Regions from separate parts of the Homo sapiens genome. Here all the other regions are linked to region 5. A link is a contact called in ENCODE Hi-C or POLR2A ChIA-PET data. All regions are on one chromosome and are shown on one strand. Each heading gives the region's core, a stretch centred on a gene start or an enhancer-like site at or near the end of the contact. The rest is flanking DNA. Distances are from core to core; before and after follow the strand shown.

The links. A loop is a pair of places that touch in the nucleus more often than their neighbours do. ChIA-PET counts read pairs that join two places held with the same protein, here RNA polymerase II (POLR2A). Pooled maps may share reads with other maps.
Region 1: a map of CD8-positive, alpha-beta T cell shows a loop between it and region 5 (10-fold over the local background). The contact joins the promoter of TBC1D7 here to the promoter of TMEM170B in region 5. A Hi-C loop is called at or near these places in 4 of 168 maps with a recorded cell type or tissue (CD4-positive, alpha-beta T cell, CD8-positive, alpha-beta T cell and naive thymus-derived CD4-positive, alpha-beta T cell) and 6 of 50 pooled maps. POLR2A ChIA-PET finds 5 or more read pairs at or near these places in 1 of 52 experiments (activated CD4-positive, alpha-beta T cell).
Region 2: a loop to region 5 is called in a map with no recorded cell type, with 2.6 times the contacts of the local background. The contact joins the promoter of GCNT2 here to the promoter of TMEM170B in region 5. A Hi-C loop is called at or near these places in 1 of 168 maps with a recorded cell type or tissue (B cell), 4 of 37 single-sample maps with no recorded cell type and 8 of 50 pooled maps.
Region 3: a map of B cell shows a loop between it and region 5 (15-fold over the local background). The contact joins the promoter of GFOD1 here to the promoter of TMEM170B in region 5. A Hi-C loop is called at or near these places in 2 of 168 maps with a recorded cell type or tissue (B cell and naive thymus-derived CD4-positive, alpha-beta T cell) and 10 of 50 pooled maps.
Region 4: a map of CD8-positive, alpha-beta T cell shows a loop between it and region 5 (15-fold over the local background). The contact joins the promoter of TFAP2A-AS2 here to the promoter of TMEM170B in region 5. A Hi-C loop is called at or near these places in 6 of 168 maps with a recorded cell type or tissue (CD8-positive, alpha-beta T cell, OCI-LY7, endothelial cell of umbilical vein and 2 more), 2 of 37 single-sample maps with no recorded cell type and 18 of 50 pooled maps.

The regions. Positions count from the first base shown.
Region 1 is chr6:13,327,123-13,329,861 of GRCh38, forward strand. It overlaps TBC1D7 (TBC1 domain family member 7), which reads right to left and starts at 1,415. Exons shown (of 8, transcript NM_016495.6): 1 at 1,174-1,415. It overlaps TBC1D7-LOC100130357 (TBC1D7-LOC100130357 readthrough), which reads right to left and starts at 1,415. Exons shown (of 9, transcript NM_001318809.2): 1 at 1,334-1,415. LOC124901261 (a long non-coding RNA gene) reads left to right here and starts at 1,493. Exons shown (of 2, transcript XR_007059457.1): 1 at 1,493-1,776; 2 at 2,603-2,735. RefSeq lists a silencer at 1,231-1,620 and an enhancer at 1,254-1,760.
Region 2 is chr6:10,519,906-10,522,605 of GRCh38, forward strand. It overlaps GCNT2 (glucosaminyl (N-acetyl) transferase 2 (I blood group)), which reads left to right and starts at 1,446. Exons shown (of 5, transcript NM_145649.5): 1 at 1,446-1,512. LOC101928146 (a long non-coding RNA gene) reads right to left here and starts at 1,501. Exons shown (of 3, transcript XR_001743961.2): 1 at 1,443-1,501. RefSeq lists enhancers at 1-12, 1,733-1,792.
Region 3 is chr6:13,486,072-13,488,863 of GRCh38, forward strand. GFOD1 (Gfo/Idh/MocA-like oxidoreductase domain containing 1) reads right to left here and starts at 1,529. Exons shown (of 2, transcript NM_018988.4): 1 at 567-1,529. The coding sequence starts at 819. It overlaps GFOD1-AS1 (GFOD1 antisense RNA 1), which reads left to right and starts at 190. Exons shown (of 2, transcript NR_046709.1): 1 at 190-382; 2 at 610-700. RefSeq lists silencers at 717-880, 1,021-1,500, 1,521-1,900, 2,281-2,390 and enhancers at 781-890, 2,451-2,580.
Region 4 is chr6:10,403,111-10,405,810 of GRCh38, forward strand. TFAP2A-AS2 (TFAP2A antisense RNA 2) reads left to right here and starts at 1,392. Exons shown (of 1, transcript NR_145448.1): 1 at 1,392-2,700. It overlaps TFAP2A (transcription factor AP-2 alpha), which reads right to left. Exons shown (of 7, transcript NM_001372066.1): 4 at 1,398-1,629. RefSeq lists enhancers at 1-1,133, 1,046-1,340, 1,136-1,753, 1,564-1,673 and a silencer at 1,054-1,433.
Region 5 is chr6:11,536,347-11,539,046 of GRCh38, forward strand. TMEM170B (transmembrane protein 170B) reads left to right here and starts at 1,403. Exons shown (of 3, transcript NM_001100829.3): 1 at 1,403-2,028. The coding sequence starts at 1,932. RefSeq lists silencers at 867-1,696, 1,727-1,886, 1,987-2,066, 2,077-2,356 and an enhancer at 1,696-2,197.

The sequences.
Region 1 (2,739 bases), core at 165-2,664, 1.8 Mb after region 5:
TAAAAGTTCTCTGAGCTGATAAAATAGATGGCACAAGGTTTATGCACTAGGTTTCCCACTATACCTATGAGTGCCTAGCACAATAGAACATTCTGTAGCTATTATAAATGCGCAAAGAAAAAAAATAAGTGAAATGGAAGCCAGGCAAGATACGTCAAGCAAATTATACTCAAACAGTATACACTATGATTTCATTTTTTGTTTTTTACAAATTTCATGTATTTTAAAACTTAACACTCTATTCCAAAATGTTAGCAATGGTTATCTTTAGATAGTAGGATTCTAGATGATTTTAATTTCCTTTCTTTTGCTTAGCTACTTTTTTTTAAATGGGCATTTTGTAAAATGAAAAATTAAGTTATATAAAAGTAAAAAGCCACGAGTTCCTCACTTATCTTTCTTTTAAACACAATTCTATTAAGTGTAGCTATCGAAATTCAAAACCCACAACAAATAAATCGCATTAAATTATAACTAGAAGAGGGTAAAGAATGTAGCCAATTGACAGTGATCCCAAAGTCAGAGTTGAAGACGGAAAAACGATTTAAAATCTACCGCAAGAACTCAAAAAGTTCAGTGGTCTCAAGTTCCTTCACAGTAACCTTCATAATACTGGCGGTAATTCATCCAAAAAAAGACCAAGTTAGATTTGGCGTTTCAAGAACAGAAAAGATCTGATGCATTTCCCAAAAAGCACTGCACTGCCTCACCCAAATGCTTCCAGCGTCTGTGCACAAAAGAGTAAATCTTTAGGTTTAAAAACCCTGCGACGTCCCCAGTGAGCAGGGGAGGGCTTCCTTCCTTATTGAAAAGATATCCTCTGAACCGATTCAGTCACAGGAAAGATTAGGATTCGTTTAGAAAATGAAATGCTAAAGGGCTCTGAGCTTTCGGGAGCAGATGTCTTAAAAATAAAAAAGTCAGCAGCATAAAACGCGTAATGAGTGTGGGGATTTATTTTTTTAAAGCATCCAAACAGCTGCATGACGATTTGGTCGGTCCCTGTTGTCTAAGGACACCCATTCTTAGATTGCACTACAATGACAAAGGCGTCCTCTAGGAGGAAATGCTGCAAATAATATCTCCTGCCCATGCGCGTCCACCTGATGGGAAAAGTAAAAACACCCTGGTCCAAGACCCCAGGTCCCATTCTCTCTATGATGGATGCTTCACCTCTAGTAGTGCAAACACACCCGGGTTGAGACTAAGTGGTCCGGGAGAAGCAGAGGAAGCCGTGCCCTGTGCGCTGACCGACCGCCGGGCAGGCGGGCACCGTTGGGGCCCAGGGCCAGGAGGGACGAGTCCTGCGGGAAGGAGGGAGGCGGCGGGGTACCTGGGACACCCGCGCGCGCCCAGACGGCCCGGGAGACAAAACTCAGCGCCGCTGCCGCTGCCGCTGCCGCCGCCGCCGGACGTGACATCAACTCCAGGTCGCCGGGCGGGCGCCGGGCGGGCGCATGCGCAGAGGGCGCGGGCAGGAAGCTCCACCCTCACTCCAGGAAGCTCTGGCTTCGTTTGTGAAACCCGACGGGATGAAGGGCTAGGCTCGCCTCCAGAGTAGTGTAGTTTCTCCCGCCGTGGGCACCCGGCCCCTTGCTACCCCGCAAAATCTCGCGACCATTTACTCTGGCCATCCGAAGGCGCGTGCCTGGGTTGCACTCCCGTGTCCGGCCCTCGAGGTTCTTGCCTAGGGAAGACCCGAGCCCTAGGGCCGTACTTAAGCTGCCTGCGTGCAGGACCCGGGTTTTGCTTTTGCTAATTTCCTCCCCACCCCAGGTATGTGGGAATAGATGAAGACCATCCGAATGAGAAGAAAAAAGGCAGGCAGAGGAGTGCAAGTCTGATTTAGAGCAGGCAGGCTCCCTGGGTTGGTTATTGTAGGTAACTGACTGGTTTTCTGGGCAGGTTGCTGCAGGTTGTGGATTGGAGGTCTATTTTTATATTAGATTTGGCCATTGTCTTAGTATATTCAGCCTCTCAGGTAAAACACTATAACATAGGAGAAAAATGAACGTGTTTTTTTTTTAAAAAAAGATGTGCTAAATGCAAGCTCCTAATTTGTTATTAGTAGGTCTAACAGAACAGAGTTACTCTTTAAAGTAGCTACTAACACTTACAAATGCTTTCTATTTCTGTGCTTGCCTCCCTGGTCCTCGGGCTGGCTGAGCAGCAGTGCCCAAGTAGGTTTTTAAACCGCCAGGGTTTGAGAGAAATCCCCAATGATGGGTATCGTCCCTTTGAAAGTTCAAATCTCTACCAAATAAGCCACACGGATGCCAAGCTTTGAAGGAAACTTAGGACTATCAACAGTGCAGAAGTCCAGTTATAGTGCAGACAAATGTGTGTATAATGGCTAGACAGAACTTAAAAATGAAGAAACGTGTGGTGGTTGAACTCAAACACTGATGCCCCTCCCCACTCCCTTACCACCACCATCTTTAGTTCCTCAGTACTGGGGTACTAAACCTTCCTTGGGTAGTGTTCACATGAGTAAGCAGAGTTCTTCAAGTTACCTTACACAAGTTCCATTTACTTCATCTAAACCTTGGGCCGGTCACTAACTTTTATAATTGCCTTTTCTTGTCTTTAAAATCATCACCAGGGCTGGGCACTTACTGTGTGCAGGCGCTGTTCTATGGACTCAGGATACATCAGCTACCGAAGCAAAGATCCCTAACCTTGTGAAACTGACATTCTGGTGGGAGGACAGATCCAATAAAAACTAAAATAAATAAGTCA
Region 2 (2,700 bases), core at 196-2,695, 1.0 Mb before region 5:
GCCCTCCAGCCTGGGCAACAAGAGCAAAACTCGGTCTCAAAAAAAAAAAAAACGAAAAAGAAAAGAAAAATAATCATTGATTTGGGCCGGGTGTGGTGGCTCACGCCTGTAATCCTAGCACTTTGGGAGGCCAAGAGGGGTGGATCACTTGAGTCCAGGAGTTCAAGATCATCCTGGTCAACATGGTGAAACCCTTTCTGTACTAAAAATACAAAAATTACCCGGGCATAGTGGTGGATGCCTGTAGTCCCAGCTACTCAGGAGGCTGAGGCAGGAGAATTGCTTGAACCTGGGAGGCAGAGGGTGCAGTGAGCTGAGATTGTGACACTGCACTGGGTGACAGAGCAAGGCTCTGTCACAAAAAAAAAAAAAAAAAAAAAAAGTTGATTTGCTATTTCTTCAGTTTATCCTGGCTTTATGACTGGAAAAAAATTTTTTTTAACTCAGTTGGATTTTTTCTTTTTTTTTTTTTTTTTTTAAGTTGATGTCTCACTATGTTGCCCAGGCTGGTCTCAGAATTCCTGGGCTCAAACAACCCTCCCGCCTCAGCCTCCCTAGTAGCTGAAACTGCAGGTGCACACCACCATACCCTGCTTTATCCCCACTGAATTTTATAAGCTGCTTCTGACTGCAAAGTGTTTGGCAGAAGAGAGGGATATGGCTAAATGCACGGTATGACTAGCTTGTTTCCTGGGACAGGAATCAGTTCATTCCTGAAAGGGTATGTAAAGAGCCCGTTTGCCTGGCCTAGGAAAAGCCAGAGGTTCAGAGAGAGGAAGTGACTTGCTCAAGATATACAGCTTGCATTAGAGAGGAGAGAACTTGCCTTCTGAAAATGCCCAGGGCATTTTCTACTAAATTCTGCTGCCACCTTAGGATTCCCCTTCCCCAGTGTGGGTAGCATTTGAGCAGAACACATATCTAAATCTGTTAGAGGTTACCCTGGGGCAGAGACTATAAGATTTCCTACCAATAACTAAACATAAGAGTGGAACCTTAAACACGAGGGGTCTGTGAGGGAATCCAAAACTTCCCCTCTTGAAAAAGCAGCCTCTAAGGGGGCAAAATGGAGGGTAGTCTTAGGAAAACACCCAAATAATTATCCTGAGGTCTATCTTGGAGTGTCCTCATGAAAAACCCAGTTACACCCAGGGCAGTTACCTTTCTGAGCGGTTTCTTATAACATTCCTGGAGTGGAAAGTGATCAACTCAAAGCCCTCCAGGACTCTAGAGGCAGGGGATGAGCTGGTGTCAGGTAGCACCTGGTATCCAGCAGCTTAAAAAATCCAGACTCTAGGCAGGCTCTCTGTAGACGTGTGTTCTCCTGTCTCAGACTCTTAGGGCAGGCCTTGGGGGTGGGACTGAAAGCAAACAGACCTTCCCACTTTCACATTCCAGCCTCTGTTATTCCACTTAAAACGCTAGGGTTAAACTGCGTTTACCTTAAACAGGCTTACTGTGTTCACTGCTGGACGCCTCTGGGCAATCTTACCCTCCTGGGAACTGAGAGAGGTAGGTGGAGGTCAGCGTGCTGGGAAACTGGTGGAGGGAGGAAACTGCGGGGAGCTGGTCTTCTCGTGTTACCTCTGTTAAATCGCTGACAGCAGTTTAAGGTCCAATAGGCTGGTACTCAAATGGGCTGCGTGGATGTTTTATATTTCCAGAACCTAGCACAGTGCCGGGCATAAAGTAAGTACACCAAAAAATGTTGAATGAGTCATTTGGTCATGAGATTTCTGTTTTCAAAGGTTTTTTTTTTTTCAAAGAATAGCATGTTTGTATGTTGTTTCATTACATGATGGGCCTACTGGGCACGAGGGTTTTCCATCTGTCTCTAAATCATTAGTATCCTTCTGTATCTCAGTTACAACTTTTAACTTTGTAGGAAAGAACAACGTTCACTTCAGACTTAATGGTTTATGTTTCTCAGTTCCTTCAGGCAAGGGAAAATGTTTCCAGAATTTGATAAGGTACTTGGTACTGTCTGGCATTTAAATTTTTTTTTTTTTTTCCAGACATAGTCTCACTCTGTCACCCAGGCGAGAGTACGGTGGTGCGATCTCAGCTTACTGCAACCCCCACCTCCTGGGTCCTGCCTCAGCCTCCTGAGTAGCTGGGACTACAGGCATGCACAACCAAGCCCGGCTAATTTTTGTATCTTTAGTAGAGATGGGGTTTCATCATGTTGGCCAGGCTGGTCTCAAACTCCTGACTCCATGTGATCCACCTGCCTCAGCCTCCTGAAGTGCTGGGATTACAGGCGTGAGCCACCGTCCACAGCCTGAAATGTATTTTATTTAATTAGTTGCTGTGAGGTATGAACATTCCTGTGAGGTATGAACCTCATTTGATAATAGGTAAAATTGAAAATGAAGCTCTGGGCCATGTAGAAAAGTAGTAGATCCATATTGCCATTCTATGAAAACCCATCTTCTGATATTAAAGACAGGTCTACTAAGTAAATTCAGGTTTTGCCAAACTCAAAGCTACTTTTCTGTTTTCCTTATTTTTAAATGTAGGCCTTTGAGAGTCGTCACTTGTAAATAGTCTTTCTGCACCTGGTAGTAGATTGGCCAAATAGAGGGTAGTTACCTGTAGGCTGTGGTTTTCCAGAAGAAATAGGGAGACTGTAATCCCAGGCCCTGGGGACCCTACAGCGTAAAGGATCTGTTTCTTTGCACTCTGTTCTGATTGAACAGC
Region 3 (2,792 bases), core at 279-2,778, 1.9 Mb after region 5:
CTCACAGCAGAAAGAAACAAACGACCCTAGCAGGGCGCCACCGCTGCTGAAGGGCAGGTCCTCTATCGCACCCAAGAAAACCCGACACACGTGTGCGGCCTTTTATTCAGGCGTTTCTGGGCGCGCACTCGCCTCTCCCAGGCGCGCGCGCGCACAACCCTCCTCCACCCCCCCATCCCCCCCCCCCACACACACACACTTGGACACTACACACACAGCTGAGGAGTAACTTTCCTCTTCTCGCGGAGCACCCTATCCCCTATTATCGGCATCTGATCTTCCTAGTTCGGATCCCCGGAACACACGCCTTCTCCAGCCTGCAATCTACACACGTGGGGAAGCGCGTCCAAGTGGTGCCAGGAGGCAGGAGGGAAGCGCAAAGGTGGGGAAGGCCGGGGACGAGGAAGGAGGGAGCTCTGAGTCGGATCTGGGATCTCAGATCCCCGGGGCAGCGTAGATGCAGGGTAAGCTTCTGGGATGCGGAGAGGGAAAGGCAGGGGGGAAGGAACCTAGAGAAGGTTAAAGGGCGGGGGTGGGACGGAGGATGCGGGGTAGGGGTCGCTCACCTAGGGTTTTGACAGCGATCTGTCTGGTGAGGGGCGGCGGCAGGTTAATGCACACCAAGTCCACGTCCTGATGCAGCAGCACCTCATCAATGCGGCTAGTGTAGAAGGGGACACTCATCTCCTTGGCCAGCTCCTCCGCTTCTTCCTGCGTGCGGCCCCACAGCGCCTTCACCGCGAAGCCCTCGTCTTTCAGCAGCGGGATGATGACACGGGCCGTGAGGCTGGTGCCGAACACGCCCACCCCGGGAAGCATGGCTGCTCAGAGCCGCCTGGTTCTGCTTCTGCTCGGATCTCCAGTCCAACGCGCGCACACACCCACCTCTAGCCAGTCCTGCACCCCGCTCCTGTAGCCAATCTAGCCGCGGTGCGCCAGCCGCCGTGCACCGGGCAAGGCGCCCGGGTGCCCAGAGCGCACCGAGCTGCAGGCGGAGCAAGCTCGGGGCGCCTCAGAACGGTGACTGCGGCAGTGTCCGCCACGCGGGGCTCGCGTCCTTCCCGGAGTCGGCGGCAGGGACCCCCCCAGGGCGCCGGAGGCTTCGAAGCCCCCTGGAGCCCCGGCTCAGGCTGCGCTCCCGCGGCAGCGCCAGTCCGCTGCGTGCGCCCCGCCAAGGCCGCTCCATGGCCGGCTCATCCCCGCGGCCGCGCCGCCGCAGCCCGGGACCGGCTCTCTCCCGCGTCGTTTGCGCAGCCGGCGAATCGCACAGACAAACGTCTACACCCTGCCAGAGCACGGAACCGCTCCGCGGGGGAGTCTCCTTTCTTCCTAGCTCTCCGTTGGGAATGAAATAATCCCGCGGCCGCCAGGAGGCCGGCTAAGGATGCGGCCCGGAGCGCGCCGGACTGGGATCCCGAGCTGCAGCGCGGCAGCGGCGGCCACGACCCGGCGCCAGCCTCCTCATTCTGCTGCCATGTTCGCTCGCCTCGCGGCTCGGGCGGCCTCGGCCCCAGGCCGGCTCAGGCTCTGGGATCCCGCGGGGACGAGGGCGGAGTTGGCGAGTTTGGCTGTCAGCGGCCGGTGTTCCTGCACCGCCCTCGCTGCAGCGCCGCGCGCCATTGGCCGCCGCGCGCCGCCCCCGCCCCCGCCGCCGCCAGCTCCGGGTGCGCGCTGCGCCCGGGCCCCGGGAGCCCAGCCCGGCTCCTCCCCGGCCCCGCCCAGGCCGCCTCGCCCGCCTCCTGCCCCTCCGCTTCTTCCCTTTCTTTGCCCTCACCATCTCCTTCTCTTCCCTGCTTCACTCCAAACCCCGCCCCAACCAAGCAAATACATCTATCTAGGCAGGACGCGCCCTAATAGGTTAGTCGCCTGTCCCTTGGAAGAGAGCAGTGGGCGCCTTGGCCTGGGGTAGGTGAGGGGACCCGGCGAGGTGCGAACAGCCGATAATAATAACCTCGGCTCCCGGAGCGTTTCTTGCGTGCTGAGCATCATACTAACGCCTTTCCAGGTATTGTCCCTTTTAGTCCTCGCAGCAACCTAAGGTTATTGTAAACCCATTTTACCAGTGATGTGAATGAGCCGCAATGAAGGCTAAGGGACTTGCGCAAGGTGACATATATAAGCAACAGGCCTGCGATTGGAATCCAGGCCCCAGAGTCTGGGCACGGAACCGCAGACTTCTACGGTCTCCTTCCAAGCTAGCCTGCTCCAATCGCGCGCCCCCGCTCCGGCCGCGCACGCACGGTTCAGCCGCCTTCTTCCAAGACAGTCCAGTCTTGGCGGGCTCCCATCTGCCTCCCACCTCCCCCGCCCCTAGGCCCATGCCCGCCCCCGCGTAGACGCTGTGGTGTGTACGGCCGCAGCGGGGCAGGGGGTCTCCGAGGCCGCTGCGGCACGTGCGTCTCGTGTCTAGTTTCGAGACGGATACGTCGCCCTGGCCACATGCCACGCCCGCCTCTTGCTTCGGCTCCTGTTGCCGTCGCCACTTACCGCAGCCTTTACTTCTCCCAGCTTGCCCCCACCTCCACCACCCTGCACCCTTCCCAGGCCCTCGAGGGGGCACTGAGGAGGACTGGCCAAGGCTGGCCCCGCACCTCTGGAGCCATGGGGACTCTGCGTCTGTCTGGTTTTCCGCCATATCCTTGGCACCTGGCACACTGCCTTGCCCTGTATGTAGTAGGCGCTCAATAAACATTTGCTAAATAAATGTATGCATATTCATCGAATGCCCGCTTCGCACCCATTTGGTGCCGGGAGAGGGGACTAAAAAGTGAAAGGCACGTCTTCTAGCTGAA
Region 4 (2,700 bases), core at 142-2,641, 1.1 Mb before region 5:
CATGTCACCAGCCTAACTGGAAATGTCAAAAGCTGATATCAGCCCTAAAAGTTTCACTGATTTCAGAGACAATGGAGGCAGTTCTAAACAGATGTCTAAATAGAATCCCATAATCAGAAAGTGGTTAAGATAAATTGTTTAAATAAAACAGCAAATTAATTAATTTCAGATTTTATTCCCTACTCAAGTGCTCTTTAATTGTGTGGATTAGATTATACTCCCCTAGGTAAACAGTCTCCAATATTGGGGATGGGGGAAGGGAAGGAAAAAGCAGAGGGCAAGGAAAAGATCTGTGTCAGTGAAAGACTACAAAGGGAAAGCAAAATGACTGTGCAGGAGGAAGAAAAGACTAGAATGGTTGATGTTAAACCCTTCCAAAAAATGATCTTTATAGGCTTTGTGCGGGATATAGCCACTAGAAAGGAACTGTGGGTCTATCAACACATAAGTAAATGAATAACAGTCAAAACAATGAAGTTCTCAGTATTATTAAAGAAGAGAAGAAACATTATCCGGGTAAGTTCAACACAAGCCCCACAACTCACAACGTGCAGTGGAATCCTAGGGGTAGGAAGCCCACAGCAGGGAGAAAACTGCCCTAAGGGAAGGTGCTTTACCTTGCTGACCCTTATAAAATCTTATCTACTAAATGAATCACTCAAACCTCGCAGGGGTGAGGTAAGAATCCCTGGCTATGTATGTAACAGATGCATTCCTTGGTAGTGACTACACACAATGCACGTAAACATGCTCGCACGCAGCCTGGCACACATCAGGGCCTCAGTAAATTGGGAATCATCATCATATGCAAACGCCTATAGTATGGGGGTCTGGAGATGACAGCGACCGGAAAGCATGGCGTGCGGACTCAAGAGGACAACCATTCTCTTCCTTTAGTTAAAAGCCATTCTATTAAAACCCTATACAAGGCACGACCGGTTACCCTCGGAGACCCTACTCAGAGAGGTAAGGCAAAGCGAGGAGCCTGAGAGGAACTTTTCCTGGGCTTGCAAGGTGTGCGCGAAGAGGGAAAAGGTGGCTGTACGGCGCCCCGCGGCTGCAGTGGCCGGGATTGAGCCCGCGGCGGAGCGAGCTGCGCTTGCGCGAGGAGGAGGGCGGAGCGGAGGACTCCGCGAGCGCGCGGCAGCGAACGAAGCGCGCACCAGAACTCGCTCGCGGGAAAGCAGCGGAGAGCGCAGGCGCGCGCCGCATCGCCCGCTCCCCCGCCCCCAGATCCCGCCCACTTGGCTCTACGCTCTTCTCCCCGCCCCCTTTCCTTTCCCGCGTAGGGAGGGCCGCGGCGCGAGGCCTGTTTGCGTCGCCGCCACCGCCCCGGCGCAAGCGCAGTGGTTCCCCCGGCCGCGGGGCGGGGCGGGCGGGGCCGTGCCGGGCCTCACCTCCGGAGCACTCCGCCCAGCAGCGACGCGTTGAGACACTCGGGTGGTGAGAGCCGCCGCTGCACTTCCGCCACCGTGACCTTGTACTTCGAGGTGGAGCTGAGGAGCGAGAGGCGACCCGGAACTGAACAGAAGACTTCGTTGGGGTTCACCACGCCGCCGAAGAGGTTGTCCTTGTTAATAGGGATGGCGGAGACGGCATTGCTGTTGGACTTGGACAGGGACACGGGGCCTGCGGAGACAGAGGGGAGGCCGCGTGTTGGGCGTCGTGGATCACCCCCAAATCCTGCCCGACCCCGGCCCTCATCCCGGCCAGGGCCGGATCCCAGGCTTTGGGCCACAGTCCCCGCTTTTCCGTCCGGCTCTGAAATTCTGTGGCTCTGCTACTTCCCTTCCTCGGGCTCGAGCCCTTCCCTACCTCACCCGGCGGCCGGGAGGCGGCCCTGCCCTCCCCCAGCCAGCCTGGCCTGCGTTTCTGCCTTGACCCTTTCCCCTTCGCCGTCAAGGGTGCTCTCTAGAGATGGGTGGTGAAATTGGTGACCCCTGAGGCGCTGAGCATCCGAGCGGAGTGGGCCCCAGATGAGGTCCAGGACCACGGGTTCAGGGTGCAGGGGAGGGAATTACATTTGCAAACCGAGAGCAAGTTACTTGTACTTCAGGGGTTTTGCTGGGTGGGGTTTTAGTGTCGGGGAAAAACTGCTTCAAAGACCCATTATTAAAATCAGCCGACAATTTAGATGGCTAAAGCACCCTGTAAACGAGCGTTTTAATTGAGGCACCACGCTGGGAAGTGGTGGATTTTGTTGTCCACACCACACGTCCCGTCTTTTTGATAAATAGGCCCTTTCCTATGTTCAATTTTGAAAACGTCTCAGTTTTGGAGATCCATTCCAAGGCCAGTTTTGAACTGCGGAGTGGGGAGGGAAGAACAGGCCTACAGTGGAATACTAGCAATGTGCCCTTTTGTTAAGTAAATACTTAACAGTCCTCTGCTAAAGCGCCTTTATTGGGAAAGTGGGTATATATACTTCCTAGTTAAAACCATAAGCTCTTTATTGCTGGACTCACCACTGTTAGAAAAAAAAAAAATAGAAGACCTGCAGAAAGTATACTAATGCATTACGTTTCTCAGCACCAGTGTAATTCAGATGCATTCACAACCATTTAAGTACAGTATGCATTGTATTTTAAAATTCCATTTGGAGACATCATATGCACACAATCTCATCACAGTGTTCCTTATGCGTTCTTTAATGGGGATATGCTAGAGGTATAGGGAGGTGGGGGGCTCTAGGTTTTGGAT
Region 5 (2,700 bases), core at 153-2,652:
CTGTAATCTTGTTAATAGATCTAATTAAGTCTAAATTCTAGGAGGAAGATAAACTCTACATTAAGAGTTTTGGCTCAATTCCTATTAATGGTGCAAAAATTTCTCTTATGTTGTGACATCAAAAAGAAAATACAAATAAACAAAGAAATAAATGTGTATGTAAATATTATTTTAAAGTGGTCACCAAGAGCACCATTTGACAGGTAATTTGACCCTTCAGTGCTTTGTCAAATATACTTCATGATTTAGCTACAGCAGGTATTTCTTCACTTCTCTTTGTAAATTTTTCTTTATCCAGATGGCAGAGGGGTTGAAAAAAGGTGGGGGGAGGGGCTGGCTACTGCATATTTATGTTACTGCTAAAACTTAAATTTTTATTTTTTAAAGTTAGAAGGTTTCCAATTTCGAGGAGTTTAACTTGTAGTTGGATTTTAGATGCTCCTCTGGCTAACGCTGGACATGAAGACAGACAGCAAAGCGTGGGGAGAGAGATCTAGTTTAAGTTCGAGGGAAAAAAATAACAGACGCAACTTAGATAAAAGAATACTACCATCAAAAAAAGGGGGGCTAGAGCCGGCGATGGCCTTGAGGATTAGGACACCTGCCGAGCCTGGAGTAAACAGGTAATGTCAGGCAGGTCCTGGAACCCCGGGAGGCCCAAGTTCTTGCTGCGGGAAGAGGGATTAGCAGAATGATAACGCAGGTCTGTTTGTGTTTTAGGGGTTTTAACATGCATTCTGCAAGTAAGTGACCTATCCAGGTCATTCGATTCAGGCTCAGAAAAAAAACCCCGCAAATTAATATATCTAAATGCTGAGATAGTGACACCTTTTTAAAAAAGTTATACATAAGCATCTTTATCAAAAAGCATTACATTTTAAGGCAAAAATCTGAACTGTCACAGTATCCACCTCACCGAGTTCAGCAGCCCCACCTTGGGTCAGGGCTGCCCCTGCAGCGCGGGCCCCCGAAATGCCCGCACCGCCCACGCCGCCCGCACCGCGCGCACCCAGCCGGGCCAGGGCGAGGGATCCAGGTCTCCCGGTCTCTCAGGGCGCGCGCCCGGGGTCCGGGGGTGGGGGGCGTGGAGGCGGTTCCCTTGGAGCGCCCAATCAGCAGTAAGGCCCGGCGGTGGCGCCAGTGACGTAGACCGCGCTTCCCTCCGCCCCACTGCGGGCCGTCGCTCGGCGCCGTCAGCCACGCGCGCTGCAGCGCGAGGGGAGAGCGAGAAGGAGGGCTTTGGGGCCGACCGGCTGTTGGAGGGCGGCGGGTCGCGGGGAGCGGGGGAGTGAGCATGCGCAGCGGCTCCGGGGAGCGCAGGGGAGGAGGGGCCGGCGCTGAGAGGCGCGCGCGTGCGCGTGCACGAGTGGCCCGCCGGCGGCTGCGGGTGGAGGGGGCGGTTCCTCGAGTGTCGGCGACCCGAGGGCGGGCAGGCGGGCGGCAGGTGCCGCCGCAGCCTCTGGCTGGTCCCGCGTCTCCGTCCTCCGGCGGCGATGAGCTGGGCCCTGTCGGGGGCTGCACCTGCCGGCTGCCCATCAGCACCGGCCTCCTGGCGTGACCTCGGCCTCCTCGCGTGTCCAGTCCCCGCGGCGCGGCGCTGCCCCTGAGAGGGAGCGGCGGCGGCCTCCTCCGCCCCGAGTCCTCGCTCGGGGGCCGCGCGAGGACGGCGCCCGGCCCCCTCCCCTCCTTCCTCCGTCCGCCGTCCTCAATGTCTCCCCGGCGGGGAGGGGGCTGCCTGGGAGACACGCTGAGCGGCCCCCCCACGGAGGCCCTCCGGCTGCAGCAGCAGCAGCGCCCGGCCCGGCGTCCCGCAGCCTCCACCAGCGGCGGCGGCCTGGAGGAGCCGCGCACCCGCCGCCGCCCCCCGAGCCTCGCAGCCGCCGCCGCCGCCCGGCACCCGAGGAGAGGGCGGCGGGCGCCCCTCGGGGAAGATGAAGGCGGAGGGGGGCGACCACTCCATGATCAACCTGTCGGTGCAGCAGGTCCTGAGCCTCTGGGCCCACGGGACGGTGCTGAGGAACCTCACGGGTAATTGACGCGCCTGGGCTGGGGACGGGGATGCGGTCCGCCCCTCTCCTGTCTTCTCCTTCCTCGGGAGGGGACACGCTCCTCGCCGCCCCACCCCCGTGCGCGCCCCGCTCGGAGCTCCAGGTCCCGGCGAGGAAGGTGTTAATCGGAGCCACTCTGCGCGTGTCCCGGGGGCGCCGGCTCCCGCCACCCCCTTCCCTGAGTCGCCAGGGGAGCATCAGCGACCCCCGCTCCTGCCCCGCACGGGGAGAGCTCCCGGTGGCGGCCCGGCCTCTGTAGTACGCGCGGAGTAGCTTTAGTGCTGAGACTTGAGCGCATTTCGCTTTTATTCCATTACCCTCCTCCCCTCCCCCTTCTACACACATCGCTTCTTGCTATTTACATCTTTTTCTGATTTAGTTCTTTTTCTTTCTGGCAAATCTCAAGCCAAATGTAGAACCTAAAATCATTGCCCACAATGGTCGATTTACTTTTTCAACCGCTAATTTTTTGGGCGATGTAGATAACTGAGTAAATTATAGTGGGTCAGGGGCTGAGCTAAGGTCTAGTGCGGTCTAAGCGTGTTAGCTTCATATATCTCCTTCCCCTCCCATTTCCTTTTGTCTGTCTGTCTCTTTCCCTCAGGCCTCCAGCTGCTGCTTCTGAGACATTTGATAATTTTGTGTATTTCCC